Linked DNA regions of Homo sapiens: region 2 is linked to region 1. A link is an interaction called in ENCODE POLR2A ChIA-PET data of the cell type or tissue named here. Cell type or tissue: endothelial cell of umbilical vein. All regions are shown on one strand. Each heading gives the region's core, and the rest is flanking DNA. Links, peaks and the distances in the headings are about the cores only.

Region 1 (12,438 bases), core at 2,068-10,067:
TCTCGAACTCCTGACCTCAAATTATCTGCCTGCCTTGGCCTCCCAAAGTGCTGGGATTACAGACGTGAGCCACCGTGCCCGGCCTGACTTAATTTTCATACCTAGGTGCCTTGCTTGGCAGGCAGGGGAGTTTAGCCTCTGTGCTCACTGTTGGACCATCCCCTTTTGCTCTCCCTCTAATAAATCCATCTCTTCAACTGCTAAAAACAAAACAAAACAAAAAAAATCACTTTAAATATGTTTGTTGGCTTATCGTTGCTTTGTTTTTCAATGTTTTTTAATTCCTCAAGACCCATGTTGACCTTGTCTGTATCATTCTAATTTTGGTACATGTGCTGCCAAAGTGAGCAGTGGCTTATTGTTTTTGTTTTTATTTTTATTTTTTGAGACGGAGTTTCATACTTTCGCCCAGGCTGGAGTGAAGTGGCGTGGTCTTAGTTCACTGCAACCTCCGCCCCCTGGGTTCAAGTGATTCTCCTGCCTCAGTCTCCCAAGTAGTTGGGATTACAGACGCCCGCCTGGCTAATTTTTACATTTTTAGTAGAGACGGGGTTTTGCCATGTTGGCCAGGCTGGTCTCGAACTCCTGACCTCTGATCTACCTGCCTCAGCCTCCCAAAGTGCTGGGATTACAGGCGTGAGCCAGCGCGTCCGGCCAGCTTATTGTTTTTAATGTCATGGTCTTCATCTCCCATGCTGGTTTCCCTAGATTGTTGGTGTTTGTCTTAGAAGTCCAGAGATAAGGGGTTGTTTCCCTGCCTGTGGTGGTATTTATTTGGAGGTATGTGATGGTGGCAAAGTCAAGAAGTTACTGTTTTCTGTTCCCCCAGCACTGGGGCGAAGTCTCTTATATTTTTCCTGGCCTTGTGGCCCTGAATGGTTATTTCAGGAATGAGCTATTGAATTCATTGGAGTGACTGTGTCTGGAGTGGGGAGGGTGGCTTTAAGGAAAGGGGTATGTGCTTTTCTTAGTTGACCTAACAGGAACTCTCTTCATTGTCAGGATCAGAAACTCAACTCAAAGTGAACACTAAATAAAGAGTGATTTATTGGCTGGGTGTGGTGAGTCACGCCTGTAATCCCAGCACTTTGGCAGGCCGAAGCGGGCAGGTCACAAGGCCAGGAGTTCGAGACCAGCCTGGCCAATATGGTGAAACCCCATCTCTACTAAAAATACCAAAAAAAAAAAAATTAGCTGGGCGTAGTTGTGGGCACCTGTAGTCCCAGCTACTTGGGAGGCTGAGGCAGGAGAATCGCTTGAACCCAGGAGGCGGAGGTTGCAGTGAGCCAAGATCATGCCACTGCACTCCAGCCTGGGTGACAGAGCGAGACTCTCTCAAAAAAAAAAAGAAAAGAAAATGAGCTGTTCATATTCTCCCACACACCCTCCCCCGGGTCCCCTGTTCTTCAGGAGACGCACAGGATCTACAAGCAGAAGCTGGAGGAGCTGGCTGCGCTGCAGACGCTGTGTAGCAGTTCCATCAGTAAGCAGAAGAAGCACCTCAAGGACTTGAAGCTTACACTCCAGAGGTAGGTGCAGCTGTAGCCCGGGGGCTGCCCTGGTTCTGAGGGACAGAAGTCCAACTCAAAACAGGCTGAAGCAGAGAATGGAAATCTCAGTGGAAAAAGACAGGACTGGGAGTTGCTTCAGGCATCACTGGATCCAGGAGTCAAAGGGTGTTTTGGGGCATGTATTTTTCCCTCTAAATTCTGCCTTCCTCTGGATTGGTGTCACTCTCAGGGTGACTGTCCCCTTCACCAGCAGTGCCAGGCTTATATTCTCCAGCCTTGCTTCCTGCCGGCTGTGCCACCCTGGCTGAAGGAGAGTGTCTCTCTTTTTTTTTTTTTTTTTTTCTTGAAATGGAGTCTTTCACTCTGTTGCCCAGGCTGGAGTGCCATGGCATGATTTCGGCTCACTGCAACCTCTGTCTCCTGGGTTCAAGCGATTCTCCTGCCTCAGCCTCCTGAGTAGCTGTGATTACAGGCATGAGCCACTGTGCCTGGCCGAGAGTTTCTCGTTCCCAGTACTTCAGCCGACATTCTGGGTTCAGTCCTCATTGGCTGGGATTGGTTGAATGCCCATTTGTGAACCAATCACTGAGAAGCTGCTTGGGCAGCGCCATGCCGTGTGCTAAGTCTGTGGCCCTGGGCGGTGGAGGGATGGCCACATGGGTGATGGGAGAAGAAGATAAGTAGTTTCCCGGGTGAAAGTTGGGTGCTGTTATAGGAAGGTGCCCTGCCGGACAAGTAAGCAGGCAGCGTCCTTTTGTGGGTGTGGGGTGCCCTCCCCACTGGGGTTGCTGGTGTAGTGGCCACTAGGCTGCCATCCCTGGTGGAGATGTGCTTGAGCTCATAGCTTAGTTCAGTTCCCAAGGCCTGGATCGTGTTCATTTCCTGACACTCATGGTCTCCAGGTCTGGGAAGTCCCCTCCTGCCTGGTATGTGAAGGGGCCCAGTGGATGCCGTGACCCCATTGTCAGGCAGGGAAACTGAGGCTCCAAGTGACTTGTCCCAGGTCACTTAGCTGGGCCTCCATTTTAGAATCTGGGACTCCTGGTCAACTCTTTCCTTGTGGACAATTTTGGAGGAAGGTCCTGATTATAGCTCTCAGTGTGGCTGGCCATTTTGGAAATGGAGGCCCGCAACTAAGGGGTAGAGAGTGTGGATGGCCCTGTGCAAACACGTCACCAGATGTGGCTTTGGAAAAACACATCTTGGTAATGGCAGGGCTCAGAGTCTAGAGTTTCTTCAGATTCTCAGTGATTGCTTCACAGATGGGCACATGGCGAACCCCAGCACTATTGATGGGTCTTTGTGGGGGCCGTGCAGTGCACTGTGGGATAGTGAGTAGCATCCCTGGCCTCTGCCCACTGATGCCAGTAGCACTCCTGCCCCAGGTGTGTCCACCAAGATCTCTCCAGGCATTGCCAGCTGTCCTCAGTTGAGAAGTGCTGGGTTAGAAGGTTGACCCGTGAGTTAGGGTCTTAGACCAAGGACCCCTGTCATTCTGAGATGTGTCTGCTGACTTGTTTTCTGGTTTTGAGAGTTCCGTGTTACCAAAGAATAACAGACCATGATTGGTCGACTGCTTATGCTTTCAGGTGCCTTTTTGTCTGTCTCTTGGTCATCTGTAGGTTATTCCTTTATTTCTATTTTTTAAAATTATTTTCATTCATTCATTCATTCATTCAGAGATGAAGTCTCGCTCTGTTGCCCAGGCTGGGGTGCAGTGGTGCAATCTCGGCTCACTGCAACCTCTGCCTCCCGGGTTCAAGCAATTCTTCCTGTCTCAGCCTCCCGAGTAGCTGGGATTACAGGTGCCCGCCACCACGCCCAGCTAATTTTTGTACTTTTACTAGAGACAGGGTTTCACCATGTTGGCCAGGCTGGTCTCAAATTCCTGACCTTAAGTGATCATCCTGCCTCGGCCTCCCAAAGTGCTGAGATTACAGGTGTGAGCCACCATGCCTGGCCTTACTTTTTTTGAGATAGTGTCTTGCTCTGTCACCCAGGCTGGAGTGCAGTGGCGCAATCACGGCTCACCACAGCCTTGATCTCCTGGGCTCAAGCGATCCTCCCACCTTAGCCTCATGAATACTAGGACTACATGCATGTACCACCATGCTTGGTTGTTGTTTTTTGTTATTGTTGTTGTTGTTTTTGAGATGGAGTTTTGCTCTGTCACCCAGGCTGGAATGCAGTGGTGCTATCTTGGCTCACTGAACCTCTGCCTCCCGGGTTCAAGTGATTCTCCTGCCTCAGCCTCCCAAGTAGCTGGGATTATAGGGGCCTGCCACCACACCCAGCTGATTTTTATATTTTCAGTAGAGACAGGGTTTTGCCATTTTGGCCAGGCTGGTCTCGAACTCCTGACTTCAGGTGATCTGCCCACTTCAGTTTCCCAAAGTGCTGGGATTACAGGCATGAGCCACCACACCCAGCCCCTGGTTGTTTTCTTAAACCGCCCCCCCACTTTTTTTTTTTTTTGAGACAGAGTTTCGCTCTTGTTGCCCAGGCTGGAGTGCAATGGTGCGATCTTGGCTCACTGCAACCTCTGCCTCCCGGGTTCAAGCGATTCTCCTGCCTCAGCCTCCCGAGTAGCTGGGATTACAGGCATGCACCACCATGCCCAGCTAATTTTGTATTTTTAGTAGAGACGGGGTTTCTCCATATTGGTCATGCTGGTCTTGAACTCCCAACCTCAGGTGATCGGCCCACCTCAGCCTCCCAACGTATTGGGATTACAGGCTTGAGCCACTGCACCCGGCCTTGGTTGTTTTCTTTAATTAATTTTTTATAGAGACGGGGTCTTGCTATGTTAGTCAGGCTGGTCTCAAACTCATGGCCTCAAGTGATCCTCCTGCCCTGGCCTCCCAAAGTGCTGGGATCATAGGCGTATGTGCTGGGACTATAACATCATGCCTGCTAGCTATTTCTTTAGAAAAATGAGAAGAAGGCCGGGCGTGGTGGCTCACGCCGGTAATCCCAACACTTTGGGAGGCCGAGGCAGGCAGATCATGAGGTCAGGAGATCGAGACCATCCTGGCTAACATGGTGAAACCCCATCTCTTCTAAAAATACAAAAAAAAAATTAGCTGGGCGTGGTGGCAGGCACCTGTAATCCCAGCTACTTGGGAGGCTGAGGCAGGAGAATGGCGTGAACCCAGGAGGCGGAGCTTGCAGCGAGCCGAGATGGCGCCACTGCACTCCAGCCTGGGCGACAGAGCAAGACTCTGTCTCAAAAAAAAAAAGAAAAGAAAAGAAAAATGAGAAGAAAAATAGTATTGTCAGTAATTATCCCTTGAGCTCATACTATCAAGTATTATTCTAGATGCTCTATGCTGTACTTACTCATTTAATCCTCACCAGGCTATTGTCTGTGAGGTAGGCTTGAGGTTATCCCGGCTTTTCAGGTATGGAAAATAAGGCAGAGAGGTTTAAGGACTTTCTGAAAGTCACAAGACTACCTGGGAGGCAGCATCACTCCTCCAACCCCGAGAGTTGAGATGGGGAACTGCGGTTGCGAGAGGCACTGGGGTAGAAGGTGGGAGGCTGGGGTAGAAGGCGGGAGGCTGGGGTAGAAGGCGGGAGGCACTGGGGTAGAAGGCGGGAGGCTGGGGTAAAAGGCGGGAGGCTGGGGTAGAAGGCGGGAGGCTGGGGTAGAAGGCGGGAGGCTGGGGTAGAAGGCGGGAGGCTGGGGTAGAAGGCGGGAGGCTGGGGTAGAAGGCGGGAGGCTGGGGTAGAAGGCGGGAGGCTGGGGTAGAAGGCGGGAGGCTGGGGTAGAAGGCGGGAGGCTGGGGTAGAAGGCGGGAGGCTGGGGTAGAAGGCGGGAGGCTGGGGTAGAAGGCGGGAGGCACTGGGGTAGAAGGCGGGAGGCTGGGGTAGAAGGCGGGAGGCTGGGGTAGAAGGCGGGAGGCTGGGGTAGAAGGCGGGAGGCTGGGGTAGAAGGCGGGAGGCTGGGGTAGAAGGCGGGAGGCTGGGGTAGAAGGCGGGAGGCTGGGGTAGAAGGCGGGAGGCTGGGGTAGAAGGCGGGAGGCTGGGGTAGAAGGCGGGAGGCTGGGGTAGAAGGCGGGAGGCTGGGGTAGAAGGCGGGAGGCTGGGGTAGAAGGCGGGAGGCTGGGGTAGAAGGCGGGAGGCTGGGGTAGAAGGTGGGAGGCACTGGGGTAGAAGGTGGGAGGCTGGGGTAGAAGGTGGGAGGCACTGGGGTAGAAGGTGGGAGGCTGGGGTAGAAGGTGGGAGGCACTGGGGTAGAAGGTGGGAGGCTGGGGTAGAAGGTGGGAGGCACTGGGGTAGAAGGTGGGAGGCTGGGGTAGAAGGTGGGAGGCACTGGGGTAGAAGGTGGGAGGCTGGGGTAGAAGGTGGGAGGCACTGGGGTAGAAGGTGGGAGGCTGGGGTAGAAGGTGGGAGGCTGGGGTAGAAGGTGGGAGGCTGGGGTAGAAGGTGGGAGGCACTGGGGTAGAAGGTGGGAGGCTGGGGTAGAAGGTGGGAGGCTGGGGTAGAAGGTAGGAGGCACTGGGGTAGAAGGTGGGAGGCTGGGGCCCGGGGAGTCCATAGCCCTCCTCCCTCTGAGTGACGCCCCTTCCCCTGTGCCTGCATCTCTGTCCGCAGGTGCAAACGCCATGCCAGTCGGGAGGAGGCGGAGCTCGTTCAGCAGATGGCAGCGAACATCAAGGAGCGGCAGGACGTCTTCTTCGACATGGAGGCCTACCTGCCCAAGAAGAACGGGTAGGAGCTGGCAACCTCCCCACCCCTAGCACAGGCCCATGCCCAGGCCTAGCACAGCTGGTCCATATAACTCTCGCCTTCCTGCTGGTGCTCAGATTGAAGGGGAAAGAGGGAAACAAGGGCAGGAGAGATAAGGAGCCTTCCTTACACATTCCTCCATGAGCCCAGGAGGGGACCTTAGCCACACCGTGTGACAGCAGCATTCCTGGGAGGTCCGTTGCAAGGAACCAGCACTCACTGCATGCCTGCTGACACCTGGGGTTAAGAGGGAAACTGTCCTCTCCCAGGAGAACAAACATGCATTGCGTGCCTCCTGCACGCTCAGAGCTGTGCCGGGACCTCCTGTGATGTCACCTGGTTTATCCTCAACAATCTGTGCGTCAGACCAAGAGATGCCCATTTTTACAAGATTCAGAGACATCAGCGAATGTTTGGCCACACCAGGATGTGAACAGCAGACATTCTGACTCCAAAGCCCACGTTCTTTGTATTTTCCCCCTTCAGAGAAGTCCCCGTTCCCTCCCTTAAGTGATGTCATTGCCACCTTGTTCTGGAGAGAGAGAGCTGCTTACAGCCTCATATCATCATGACCTGACTTAACGCTGCTGAGCACAGTCAGTTCACCCTGACCCTGTTTTCCGGATCAGCCTCGCGCTGAGTCAGAGCCGTGCATTAGGAGGAGGGGCTCCTTTCAGGCCTGTAGCGGGTGGGAGGGAGCTGGCTAGCCCTGTTATATTTTAACCCATTCCTCCGAGCTTCTCCTTTTTGACTGTGTTCGAATAGACCCCATGAGTTAAGTGATGATCATTTTCTGCAGAATGAGCAGCAGCCTAGCATTCGTGACCCTCTTACAGTGTCATGCGTGTCTGCCTTCCTGCCCCTCTGTCCCTAGGCCTCTGTGCCTCTTAACCTCAGTTGGGAATCTTTGGATTGCAAACGATAGAAAACCCAACTCAAGGCCGGGCGCGGTGGCTTGTGCCTGTCATCCCAGCACTTCGGGAGGCCGAGGTGGGAGGATCACTTGAGCCCAGGAATTCAAGACCAGCCTGGACAACATTGTGAGACCACATCTCTACAAAACTTTAACAAAATTGGTGTGCTGGTGTGTACCCATAATCCCAGCTACTTTGGCGACTGAGGTGGGAGGACTACTTGAGCCTAGAGGTTCAAGACTGCAGTGACGCTGGGCACAGTGGCTCATGCCTGTAATCCCAGCACTTTGGGAGACGGAGGCAGGTGGATCACTTAAGGTTAGGAGTTCAAGACCAGCCTGGCCAACATGGTGAAACCCCTAAACCTACTAAAAATACAAAAATTAGCTGGCCTGGTGGCACGTGCCTGTAATCCCAGCTACTTGGGAGGCTGAGGCAGCAGAATTGCTTGAACCCAGGAGGTGGAGGTTATAGCGAGTCCTGATCGTGCCACTGCAGTCCAGTCTGGGTGACAGACCGAGACTCTGTCTCAAAAAAAAAAAAAAACAAAAAACACTGCAGTGAGCTATGATCATACCATTGCACTCTAGCCTGGGCAACAGAGTGAGACCCTGTCTCTAAAAATAATAACAATGATAATAATAATAATAATGAAAAATAAAGAAAATTCTTTAAAAATTGACCTAGAGGTTGTACCTTTGCCTCCACCTCATTGGCTATGCTTAGTCACCTGCTCACATCTGGCTGCAAGGCAGGCTTAGAAATACGGTCTCTAGGGTAGCATGGAGGAGAAATCGACTCCTCACACTGTCCTGTCACAGGTTAATGTCCTTTGGTTAGTTGTCATTCTCACTCGATGTGGGGGCCCATTTGCCCGCTGAGCTTAGGCCCCCTATCTTCTAACATCAGTGCTTGGGATGTGCTCATTAAGTGTGTTGAGTTTGAATGTTGTTGATTCGCACCCACCTGCTAAGGATCATGCCCCTCACAGGTGTTTCCTTCCAGGCTCTACTTGAACCTGGTCCTCGGCAATGTGAACGTGACCCTCCTCAGCAACCAGGCCAAGTAAGTGTCCCCCACCCACCACCCAGACCCACACCTCACACCGCCCCCACACCCACACCCACACCCCAAACCCCACACTGAGAACCCACACCCCACATCCACACCCACACCAACACCCCACACCTCAAACCCACACCCACACTCCACACCAACACCCCACCCACACCAACACCAACACCAACACCACACCCACACCCCACACTGCGAACCCACACCCACACCCACACCCACACCCCACACCACACACTCAAAACCCACACCCCATGCCAACACCCCACCCACACCCTACACCCACACCCCATACTCACACCCCACACTCCACACTCACACTCCACACCTTACAGCCACACCTACACCCCACACCCCATACACAACACCCCACACCAACACCACACACCACACTCCACACCCCATACCCACACCCCACACCCACACCACACACCACACCCCACATCCCACACCCACACCCCACACCCCACACCCACACCTCACCCCACACCCCACACTAACACCCCACACCCACACCACACACCCCACACCCACACCCCACACCCCACACCCCATATTCACACCCCACACCCAACACCCACACCCCAAACTGACACCCACTCTCTACACCCATATCACACTCCACACTCACACCCCACACCTACACCCCACACCCACACCCCAAACCCAAACCCACACCCCACACCTTACACCCATACCTATACCCCAAACCCACACCCCACACCTAACACCCCATACCCCACACCCACACCTATACTCACACCCCACACCCAACACCCCACACCCCCATTCACACCCCACACCTAATACCCAACACCCCACACCCCACACCGACACCTATACCCACACCCCACACCCACACCCCATACCCCACACCCACACCACACACCCCACACCCACACCCCACCCCACACCCACACCCCACCCCACACCCCATATTCACATCCCACCCCACTCTCACCCCACACCCTATCCTACACCCCAACCCACACCCCGTCTCACGCTTTTCACCTGGCTCAGAGGCCTCCGGCATTCTGTTCCTTCAGCTCAGGGAAGTTGCATCTAAGCTAGAATTTTTGCATAAATAAAAACCTGGTCACAGGTGAGGCGCTGGCTTTTGGAGTTTCTGACACTCTCCTCCTCTGTAGGTAGAGCACCTGGGAGAGGGTTGGTTCCTTGGTTCCTTCCCTTCCTTCCCTCCCTCCCCTCCCTCCCCTCCCTCCCTTCCTCCAAGTCAGTATGTTGGGTGGACAGGACTTCCCATTTCGCACAAGAAATGGCCCTGCTCTGTTTCACGCCCTATCACACACATAGGGAGATGGGCAGTCCAGTCTACTCTGAGTCTACCCCATTTCCAGACAGCCGCAAACCCTGGCCTTTCAGCAGCAGCAGTTGGTTGAGGGAAGAGGCCCTGTCTCTGCCCCCTGCCTGTCCCCAGCATGGGCCCAGAGCCCCAGACCAGAGTCCAGGGACATGGGCCTTCTGCATACTTGGCCCTCTTCCCCTCATTGGTCACCACTAACCCGTCAAGGCCAGGTCTTTCCTTTAGTGGAATGGGAAGGTCCTTATGGGCCATGGCAGTGGCTGAAGGACAAGGGTCTGATGGGGCTGAGGGCCATGCCCAGGTGCTGGAATAGTCATGGTAAGGGGCACACCCCTGGGCGTGTCTGTCGTGGCAGGTTCGCCTACAAGGACGAATATGAGAAGTTCAAGCTCTACCTGACCATCATCCTGCTCCTGGGTGCCGTGGCATGTCGATTTGTCCTTCACTACAGGTAGTGGGTGTGGCCGTGTGTGCCTGGGCCTGGGCATGCAGACGTCAGGTGGGGGCCGGGAGAGAGGGATCCAGGGGACCCGGAGCCTCTCCTGCTTCTGTGTTGTTTGGCATGATGAGGTGTAGGGGAGAGAGGGGCCATTTCTCATGGGAAATGCCAGTCCTGTCTGCCCCACCTCCATCCAACAAGTATCTGTTAAACGGCTGCTGGAAAGGCCTTGTACTGTACTAGTTAAGAAGGAGTTCATTACCTGGCGCGGTGGCTCACGCCTGTAATCCCAGTACTTTGGGAGGCCGAGGCAGGCAGATCATTTGAGGTCAGGAGTTCAAGACCAGCCTGGCCAACATGGTGAAACCCTGTCTCTACTAAAAATGCAAAAATTAGCCAGGCATGGTGGAGTATGTCTTTAGTCCCAGCTACTCGGAAGGGTGAGACAGGAGAATCGCTTGAACCCAGGAGGCAGAGGTTGCAGTGAGTTGAGATCGCTGCACTCCAGCCTGGGTGACAGAGTCTTGCTCTGTCACCCCAAAAAAAAGGAGTTCACTGTGGTCTATCTGTACAGTGGCATATCATTCAGCTATGAAGAGAAATGAAAAGTTGGGCGTGGTGGCTCACACCTGTAATCCCAGTACAGTACTTTGGGAGGCAGGAGGACTACTCGAGGTCAGGAGTTTGAGCCTATCCTGGGTAACACAGCAAGACCCCCATCTCTACAAAGATAAAAAATAAAATTATTTAGCTGGGTGCAGTGGCTCACACCTGTAATCTCAGCACTTTGGGAGGCTGAGATGGGAGGACTGTTTGAGTCCAGGAGTTTGAGGCTGCAGTGAGCCATGATCACACCACTGCACTTTAGCCTTGGGGACAGAGGGAGACCTGGTCTGAACAAAAGGGAGAGAGAAATGAAGTACTGTCACCAGTACGGAGCCAGGCTGCAGCATGGATGAACCTTGAAAATGTGATGCTGAGTTAAAGAACCAGTCACAAAAAGATACACAGTAGGATTCCATTGCTGAGAACTGCCCAGAACAGGCAAATCTATAGAGACGGGGAGTAGGTGAGTGGTGGCCAGGGGCTGCGGGAGGCAGGAAGGAGGGCATGACTGCTACTGGGTACAAGGTTTTTTTTTAGAGTAATAAGAATGTTCTCCCAGCCTGGGCAACATGGTCAAACCCTGTCTCTACTGAAAATACAAAAATTAGCCAGGCGTGGTGGTGGGTGCCTGTAATCCCAGCTACCCAAGAGGTTGAGGCAGGAGAATCACTTGAACCTGGGAGGCAGAGGTTGCAATGAGCCAAGATTGTGCCACTGCACTCCAGCCTGGACAACAGAGCGAGACCTTGTCTCAAAAACAAACAAAAAAAAAAAGAATGTTCTGGAGTTAGGTAATGGTTGTACAACTCTGAATATACTAAAAATCACTAAATTATATACTTTAAAAGAACAAGTTTTATGGTATGTGAATTATATCCCAATTATATTTAAAAAAAAAAAGAGAAAAAGAGAAAAGAAAATGGTTTTGAGACCAACTGGCTGTTACTATGGGCAGGTTCCCTCTGGGAGCCTCAGTCTCCCCATCTGTAAAACAAGGGTGACGGCAGTCCCTGCCTCACAGGGCTGTGACAATTCAGGGAGCTGGCACCGTGTGTGGAAGCTCCACCCTGGCTGGCACGTGGAGGCGCTGCTGGGGGTGCTCCCCAGCTGCTGGTACCGTCCAAGTGCAGCACAGCCATGCCGTGAGGCTGTGGGCTGCTGCTGCCCTGCCTGGGCTGCTGTTCCTTTCTCTGGCCCTGGGTTCTCTGTCCCCAGGGGAAGCGGTCAAGTACGGTTTGGGCATTTGGCCTATGTGCCAAGCGTTTATTGCCTGGCAGGCACTTGGCTGGGCATCCGGCTGCTGGTCTGGCCACTTGAATGCCCAAACAAAGGCTCTTTCAGGCCCTGGGCCCGTGCTCGCCTGCTGCCCAGAGCCTGGCCTGTTTCCACGAGGGCAAAGGCTGCACACATCTGTACTACTCCTCATGTGCCTCCCTCAAAGAGGGTAAAAGTTGTCAATGTGCAGCCACAGTCCCTTGCACAGGGACCTCCAGGGCCCTCCGAAGGCAAACCCTTGCTGTCCTGAGGCCCAAGGTTCCCCGAGGGCCTGGGCGTCTCTTTTTCTCCTACCTGCTTCTGTGTTCATCTCCTAGGGCCACTGTAACTAAGTACCATAGACTGGGGGCTTAAAACGACAGACACATTTTCCCACAGTTCTGGAAGCCGGCGGTCTGAAAGCAGGGCGTGGCAGGGCCATGCCGCTCCACAGGCTTCGGGGAGGGAGGACCCTTCCTCGCCTCTCCAGCTTCTGGGAATTGCCAGCAAGCCCGTATTGCCTGGCTTAAAGCTGTGTTTCACTCGCCTCTGTCTCTGTCACCACGCCACACGGCCTCCTTCCCT
Region 2 (8,000 bases), core at 1-8,000, 240 kb before region 1:
CTAAGGTAAGTCCAGCCTCAGGCCAATCAGGTAGGTAGAGGCGAGGGATAGGAGGAGCCAAGTTTCATCCCTAGGAGGACATCTGTTCCCAGAACCAGCGACACCACACAGAAATAGATCACAGACACAAAGATGCTTTTAAAGGCAAAAATAGGCTAGGCCAGGCACAGTGGCTCATGCCTGTAATCCCAGCACCTTGGGAAGCTGAGGTGGGAGGATCGCTTGAGCTCAGTAGTTTGAGACCAGCCTGGGCAATGTGGTGAGACCCCATCTCTACAAAAAAATTAAAAATTAGCCGAGCATGGTGGCATGCACCTGTAGTCCCAGCTACTTGGGAGGCTGAGGCAGAAGGATCACTTGAGCCTGGGAGGTCGAGGCTGCAGGGAGCCAAGCTCGCACCACTGCATTCCAGCCTGTGCAACAGAGTAACACCCTGTCTGTCTCAACGGTAAAAAAATAAAGTAAAAAAGACTTTCCAAAAGCATGGAAAGACATTTCTTCTTCAGATTAGTATGGTTGTTTTGGGTTTTTTTTCAGGCAGGGTCTTGCTCTGTTGCCCAGGCTAGAGTGCAGTGGCGAGACCATGGCTCCCTATAGCAGTGACCTTCTGGGGTCAAGCAATCCTCTCTCCTCAGCCTCCAGAGTAGCTGGGACTACAGGCACAGGCCACTATGCCTGGCTAAATTTTTTATTTTTTGTAGAGATGGGGTCTCCCTATGTTGGCCAGGCTGGGCTCAAACTCCTGGCCTCAAATGATCCATCTGCCTCAGCTTCCCAAAGTGCTGGGATTAAGGCCTGAGCCACCGTGCCTGGCCCGCACCCAGTGAATCTTAATATATCTTTATCCCAGGCCCAACACAAGGTTTCCTAAGTAAATACAATGAACAAATGAACTACCAATCCTGAGTACTTTACAGCCACCGAAGAAGAAACTTAAATTCAGTTTCCAACCCCAGGAGGCAGCTAGCTGGCTTCCCTTGGGCATCAGACATTGGAGAAGGACACCCAGACGCCTCGGAGGCCTCAACCAAAAAGCCTTACTAATGCTGAGACAAGAGGCAGTTCCACACAGCGGTAGACACACAGAAGCTCTGCAGTCACCCCCGGGTCCTCATCCCAGCTCCACCATCCACTTACTGTGTGACCTCAGGCATGCCCCGTACCCTCTCTGAGCCTACTTCCTCATCCATTAAATGCAGGTCATAATGAAGACTTCCAAACTGCACGCAGCTACATAGTGCCCGCATCAGCTGGCCGTGTCAAGGACTGTGGGGATGTACAACCTGCTCATGTGAAACTGATTCGTGCTCCAACATGCTGGCCCAGGACAGCGAGGCTTCCTGACAAGGCTGGAGGGGTTCGTCTCTCGAGGCCAGTGACAGCAACTGCTGCACATGTCACACCTGCTGGTGGGGACTCAGGTTTCCAATAAGTGCTGAGAAGAAAACTCGTCAGCCACAGAGTGAGGTTCCAAAAGGGGGTCCTCTACAGCTCTTTTGTTTTTTTGAGACAGAGTCTTGCTCTGTTGCCCAGGCTGGAGTGCAGTGGTGCGATCTCAGCTCACTGCAACCTCCACCTCCCAGGTTCGAGCAATTCTTCTGCCTCAGCCTCCCAAGTAGCTGGGACTACAGGCATACGCCACCAGGCATGGCTAATTTTCCTTTTTTTTTTTTAGTAGAGACGGGGTTTCACCATGTTAGCCAGGCTGGTCTTGAACTCATGACTTCAAGTGATCTGCCCACCTCAGCCTCCCAGTGTTAGGATTACAGGTGTGAGCCACCCCACCCACCCTCTGCAGCTCTTAATGATGGCCTCTGCTTGGACACCCTACATAGGCTTTTGTGGACTGAGACCCCAGAAGCCCCCTCGCAGCGCCCACCCGAATGCTCAGAGCAATCTGCACAGAGCCATCGTGAGCTGAGCTGCACGTGTCACACTGAACGGGACCTGCCCGGCCCTCCTCGGCCGCCCAGCCCCAGACGCCACTCCTGCCCACCTTCACACCCTCCAGGAGTGCCTGGGGGTCCTCGATGCCCTCGGGGACACACTTCTTGTTCTCCGGGAGGGATTCCAGTTTCTCCACCAGAGCTTTCAGGCCCTTCAGTTCAAACTCAGTGAGATGGGTCCATTTGGCAGAGACCTCCGTGGCGGGAGAGCCGGTGGGGGTCTTGGGGTAGTCTACGGCCAATGTGGTGGACTTCACACTTTCCTCCGACTCATTAGACAAAGTCCTTTTGAGGAATCGCAGGGCAGGTGCTTTGGGCTTCTTCCCGAGGGCCTCCTGGTCCTCAGAGGGCGTGCTGGTGGGTGAAGTGGAGCCATCGGTGGGCGGTTTGGGTGCCCTGTCCCTGCCCTCGCCCTCCTCGTCCTTCTCCTCCTCCTCCTGAGGCTGCTGATCACAGGCCTCCTCCTCCATCTCCAGCCAGGAATCCGAAGAGAAGCCGTCTATGCTGGGCTTCCTCGGGGCATCTGTGGGGGCAGGGTCACAAGAAAGACCGAGATGACACCTAACTCCCTGCCAAGGTCTTTGGAACCTCCACTCACCAAAAGTCCCCTTTACTCCAGAGATCCAGCTTCTCTAACAATCCTAATGGTCAGTGCCTCCAGCCTCTGGAAAGGCCGTGGGGGACGCAGGTTCAGATCCCCACCCTGCTGCTTCCCGGCTGTGTGCACCCACATGGGTTGCCCCGCCTCTCTGAACACTGGCACTTTATTTATTTATATAAAGACAGTCTTGCTCAGTTGCCGAGGCTGGACTGTAGTGGCACAATCTCAGCTCGCTGCAACCTCCGCCTCCCGGGTTCAAGTGATCCTCCTGCTGGTGCGCCCACCACACTCAGCTAGTTTTTTTTTTAAGCTTTTTTTGTAGAGATGAGGTCTCGTTATATTGCCCAGGCTGGTATCTGGCACTTTACTTTTTAATGTCTAAAAATAAGTCGAGGCTGGGTGCAGTGGCTCACGCCTATAATCCCTACACTTTGAGGGGCCTAGGCGAGTGGATTGCTTGAGCCCAGGAGTTTGAGACCAGACTGAGAAACACAGTGAAACCCCATCTCTACAAAAAATACACAAATTAGCTGGGTGTGATGATGTGCACCTGTAGTCCCAGCTACTTGGGAGGCTGAGATGGGAGGATCACTTGAGCCTGGGAGGTGGAGGCTGCAGTAAGCCATGAATGCACCACTGCACTCCAACCTGGGCAACAGAGCAAGGCCCTGTCTCAAAAAATAATAATAATAATAATAATAATAATACTAAAATAAAATAAAAATAAGTCTAAGAGAGCATCTATTATATGATTCAACTCAGTGAAATGTCCCAGGCAGGGGACATCTATAGGGACAGAAAGTAGATGAGTAGTTGCCTAGGGCTGGGGAAAGGGCAGGGTAGGGAGATGAGACAACAGCTGAAGGGTATGAGTTTCTTTCTTTTCTTTTGTCTTTTCTCTTTTTTTTTTTGAGACAGAGTCTCGCTCTGTCACCCAGGCTGGAGTGCATTGGAGTGATCTCAGCTCACTGCAACCTCCATCTCCTGGGTTCAAGGGATTCTCCTGCCTCAGCCTCCCGAGTAGCTGAGATTACAGGTGAACCACCACACCCAGCTAATTTTTGTGTTTTTTAGTAGAGACAGGGTTTTACCTTGTTGGTCAGGTTGGTCTCGAACTCCTAACGTCAGGGATCCACCCGCCTCGGCCTCCCAAAATGCTAGGAATTTTTTTTTTTTTTTTTTTTTTTGAGACAGAGTCTCACTTTGTTGGCCAGACTGGAGTGCAATGGCGCGATCTCGGCACACCGCAACCTCCGCCTCCCAGGTTCAAGCGAGTCTCCTGCCTCAGCCTCCCGAGTACCTGGGATTACAGGCATGTGCCACCACACTGAACTAATTTCATATTTTTAGTAGAGACGAGGTGTCACCATGTTGGCCAGGCTGATCTCGAACTCCTGACCTCAAGTGATCCACACGCCTCAGCCTCCCAAAGTGCTGGGATTACAGGCGTGAGCCATCGCGCCCGGTGGTGCTAGGATTACAGGCATGAGCCACTGTGCCCGGCCCCGGGTTTCTTTTTGCGGTGATGAAAATGTGAAATTGACTGCAGCAGTGGCTGCATGTATCTGTGAATAGACTAAAAACCACTGGATTCTACACCCTAAATGGTGAATTGTGTGATATGGGAACTATATCCTAATAGGGCTGCTTAAAAAATATAAGGCAAAGGAAACACCCTCAGAAAGCCGTGGTGCGGAGTACACAGGTATCCCTGGGCACAGGCACTGGCACACAGCAGCTCTGGATGGAGGGGGTGTCTCCCTCACGTTGCCCCTTCTCATTGGCAGATGGACTGGGAGAGCCAGAGGGAAAACAGTGGCAGGAAAACGTAAGGAAGATGTGGGTACTGATTACCCAAGCACCACCTCGAGATTTCCTCCTGTGCCTGCGAATGGAATATTATTCTTCTGCCCTAAATGTCCAAGTGAAAGAACCAACCCTCGGCCTTCTGGCCTGGGGACTGCAGACACTCAGAAAGCCTCTCACTCTCCCCAGCCTCTGTCTCCGGGGGATCGTGGAGTTACTGTGATCATAGCGGCTCTCACGCTATTTCAGGATCATTTCCCTTCTCTCCTACCAGGCTGGGAGCTCCAGAAGGGCAGGTTGTAGGGTTTCGGGACTTTCCAACCCCCTGAATATCACATCATCAGGCGGGAATGAGGCTCGCGACAGACCTCACAGGCAAAGACTTCCCAGTGAAGGCCCCAGCAGAAACACTGGTTCCCCATCATACGCCCAGCCTGGAAACCCTGAACGTCATTAAGGATGGGGCATAAGGGAAGGGATGGAAGAGGCTTACTGTAAAGGGGAAATAAAAAAAGAATCTAAAAATCCTAGAGGCTGCAGGAAAAATTGTGCAGACCCTCAAGGAGACAGACCAGTCTCATCTTTCTATCCCCTGGTTAAAAAAAAAAAGATGCAGTGTCTGAGATGCTGCAGACTCTACATCATCCAGGAAAACCCCTGCACCACAACAGCTCAGACGCAGCCGAGAGGAATCACGTTCTTCCTCTAGATTGCTGGTCGGGGCTTGCAGTCACAGCCAGATCCAACTTCAGGGCGGGCGTCTGTGAGTCAAGATTCAAGGGCAGAGCCGTGTTCGGGGGGGATGATGTCCCTTTAAGTACTGGCAGCAGGGCTGGGCGCTGCAGCGGCTCCAAACACTCTCTCCTGCTCCTCCAGGCCCGCACCACCTGCCCTGGTCACCCCTCCTGCTGCCTCAAAGACAGCCTTGAGTTTTCAGAGACTGGCTGCATCTCACAGGACTGCTCTTACATAGATAAAAACCCAACCTCCAGTGCAGGAGGAAAAATCAGCTGGTGTCCACGGAAGAGCCAAAAGAACGAGGATTCTCTGCTCTGTGGGGTGATCCCGTTTTAGCAGCCAAGCCCGGGGCGGCCCCAACCTGCATCTACACAGCCATGGGCTGGAGGCCACACACGTGACTCTTTTGGGGATCCGAATTCATTTTCTTGGACTCTGTATTCCAGGTGGGAAACTGGCAAGAATGGCTTCCCCTGAGGGGTTCCTAGGATTCTGCCCAATACACTGATTCAACGAATCCCCAAAACTCAGGGAGTGTCTCCAGGCCCCACTGAGAAAATGATTTCTGCCCCAGCTGTGCAGCCGAGGCCGTGGGCTCCCTCCGGTTCACTCACCAATAAGCATCGACTCCCTCTGGTATTCCTGAGTGAGGTGGGAGCGCTGGGTCACACAGTACACGTATCTCTCCAGGACATACCAGCACATCTCATAGTAGAAGGGGTAACGGAATTTGGGCTGCACCTGAAAGCAAAGACGCAGGCAGGCAGAGGTCAGTTTCCAGAGGGCGAAGGGGGAAGGAGGGAGAGAAGTGCGGGGCAGGCTCCCTGCAGGTGAGGGTCACTGTCATCATCTTAGCGAGAGCATGGATGGTCGGGGGAGAAATGGTGGGGTGCTGGAAGGGAGATGCCGGCAGCATGCACAAATGAGGCGGAGGACGAGGCCCGCATGAGCGCCTCATCTCAAAGGTCCCTGAGCTGCACGCCCCAGAGGTTGGATGGGGGCCACTTGATGCTCCCGTGAGATGCAGAAAAACAGAATTCTCCCCTGACCTGCCTGCAGAGAGTGTGGGCACCTGCAGGTGGGAGCCGCTGCCTGATTCTAGCTACAACAGACATAGGTTCCTCCTTGTTTCTGAAAATTCCTGCACAGATTCTGCTGTTCCTCCCTCCTGCTTGAAAACCAGAAATCAACTTCCAAGCCTTATCTATTTGCAGACAGGTTATGGAGCCTCCTCCTGTTTGTTGGGAGGGAGGCCAGGCCAGCGGACCAATAAGAGTGAGGGGGTGTGGCCTCGCCTACCTCCAGGGGTGGGGCCTTGAAGGGGTCCATCTCCTGCTCCTCCCCACACCCGTCTGGCACTGCCCAGCCTGCAAGGCCACAAGGGCTCCCTCTGACAGAGGTCCCAGGTATGACCTGAGACCAGCGTGATGCTGAGCTGAGGGAGACACATCTCGGGTCTGGAGCAGGAGATCCCTTTTGTCCCACCTCTGTCACCCAGGCTGGAGTGCAGTGGCACGATCATAGCTCACTCAGCCTCGACCTCCTGGGCTCAAGCGACCCTCCTGCCTCAGCCCTGTGAGTAGCTGGGACTACTGGCGCGCGCACCACCACGCCTGGCTGGGTTTTTTTGTATTTTTTGTAGAGATGGGGTTTGCCATGTTGCTGGTTGGCTGTTTATCATAGAAGAGGAAGTAAAGGTGGAGACAGCTTTGTGTACTAGAACTGTCAAAAGGCCTGAGCCCCGGGAGATTCCACGGGGGGCAGTTCAGGGTCTGTACAGATGAGATGTCACCGAAAGATGGGAAGGAAACAACGCCACTGATGGACCCAACACAAGGATGGAAAGAGGTCCCTGACACCCACACGGGGCCTCTCCTGCAGAGGCCACACGATGGTCTCACATGCCCACACTCACACCTTGCTCCCTGGCTCTCTTGCCAAGAGGGTGTCTGCGGGGACGAGAAAGCCCTCCTCCCCTCCCTGATCCTATGCGAACTCAGGGAGTTGGATGGTGAACAATTACATTCTCCCACCTTCTAATCACACTCCCCTGCCCCTAATATCTTCACTCCCCTAATCGCACTCACCCATCCCCCCATTCACACTCCCCATCCCCCCATCACACTCCCCACCCTCCTATTCACACTCTCCACCCTCCTATTCACACCCCCCCACCCCCTAATCACACTCCCCACCCCCTAATCACACTCCCTATCCCCCTCTAATTACACTCCCCATCCCCCTCTAATCACACTCCCCACCCCCTCTAATCACACTCCCTATCCCCCTCTAATTACACTCCCCATCCCCCTCTAATCACACTCCCCACCCCCAATCACACTCCCCACCCCCAATCACACTCCCCACCCCCTCTAATCACACTCCCCACCCCCAATCACACTCCCCACCCCCTCTAATCACACTCCCCGTCCCCCAATCACACTTCCCATCCCCCAATCACACTCCCCATCCCCTGATCACACTCCCCATCCCCCTAATCACACTCCCCACCCCCTAATCACACTCCCCACTCCCCTAATCACACTCCCCATCCCCTAATCACACTCCCCATCCCCCAATCACACTCCCCATCCCCCAATCACACTCCCCGCCCCCAATCATACTCCCCGCCCCCAATCATACTCCCCATCCCCCAATCACACTCCCCATCCCCTGATCACACTCCCCATCCCCCTAATCACACTCCCCACCCCCTCTAATTACACTCCTCATCCCCCTAATCACACTCCCCACCCCCCTGATCACACTCCCCACCTCCAAATCGCACTCGCCACCCCCTCTAATCACACTCGCCACCCCCAACCACACTCTGCCACCCCCTAATCACACTCTCCCACCCTCCCCGAATCACACTTGCCCACCTCCACTGCCCTGCTCTCTGCTGACAA

What was found. ChIA-PET counts read pairs that join two places held together with the same protein. Peaks named below come from ENCODE experiments on the same cell type or tissue, not always from the same donor. Only the 100,000 strongest peaks of a DNase experiment are listed, where the experiment ranks them.
Region 2: POLR2A ChIA-PET joins it to region 1 with 5 read pairs; 4 of 35 experiments call an interaction of 5 or more read pairs at or near these places.

Annotation. Positions count from the first base shown.
Region 1 is chr12:121,742,219-121,754,656 of GRCh38, forward strand. It overlaps TMEM120B (transmembrane protein 120B), which reads left to right. Exons shown (of 12, transcript NM_001080825.2): 2 at 1,411-1,529; 3 at 6,108-6,224; 4 at 8,162-8,221; 5 at 9,910-10,005. Among named protein-coding and RNA genes, the nearest start is that of TMEM120B, 36 kb to the left of the region's middle. In endothelial cell of umbilical vein, for the core only: no CTCF peak of the experiment used is centred there; a DNase peak (open chromatin) is centred at 6,833; H3K27ac peaks cover 1,594 bases.
Region 2 is chr12:121,507,571-121,515,570 of GRCh38, forward strand. KDM2B (lysine demethylase 2B) reads right to left here. Exons shown (of 23, transcript NM_032590.5): 10 at 5,706-5,832; 11 at 1,997-2,469. Among named protein-coding and RNA genes, the nearest start is that of MIR7107, 67 kb to the left of the region's middle. RefSeq lists a silencer at 6,214-6,507 and enhancers at 6,725-6,794, 7,105-7,214, 7,707-8,000. In endothelial cell of umbilical vein, for the core only: no CTCF peak of the experiment used is centred there; no DNase peak of the experiment used is centred there.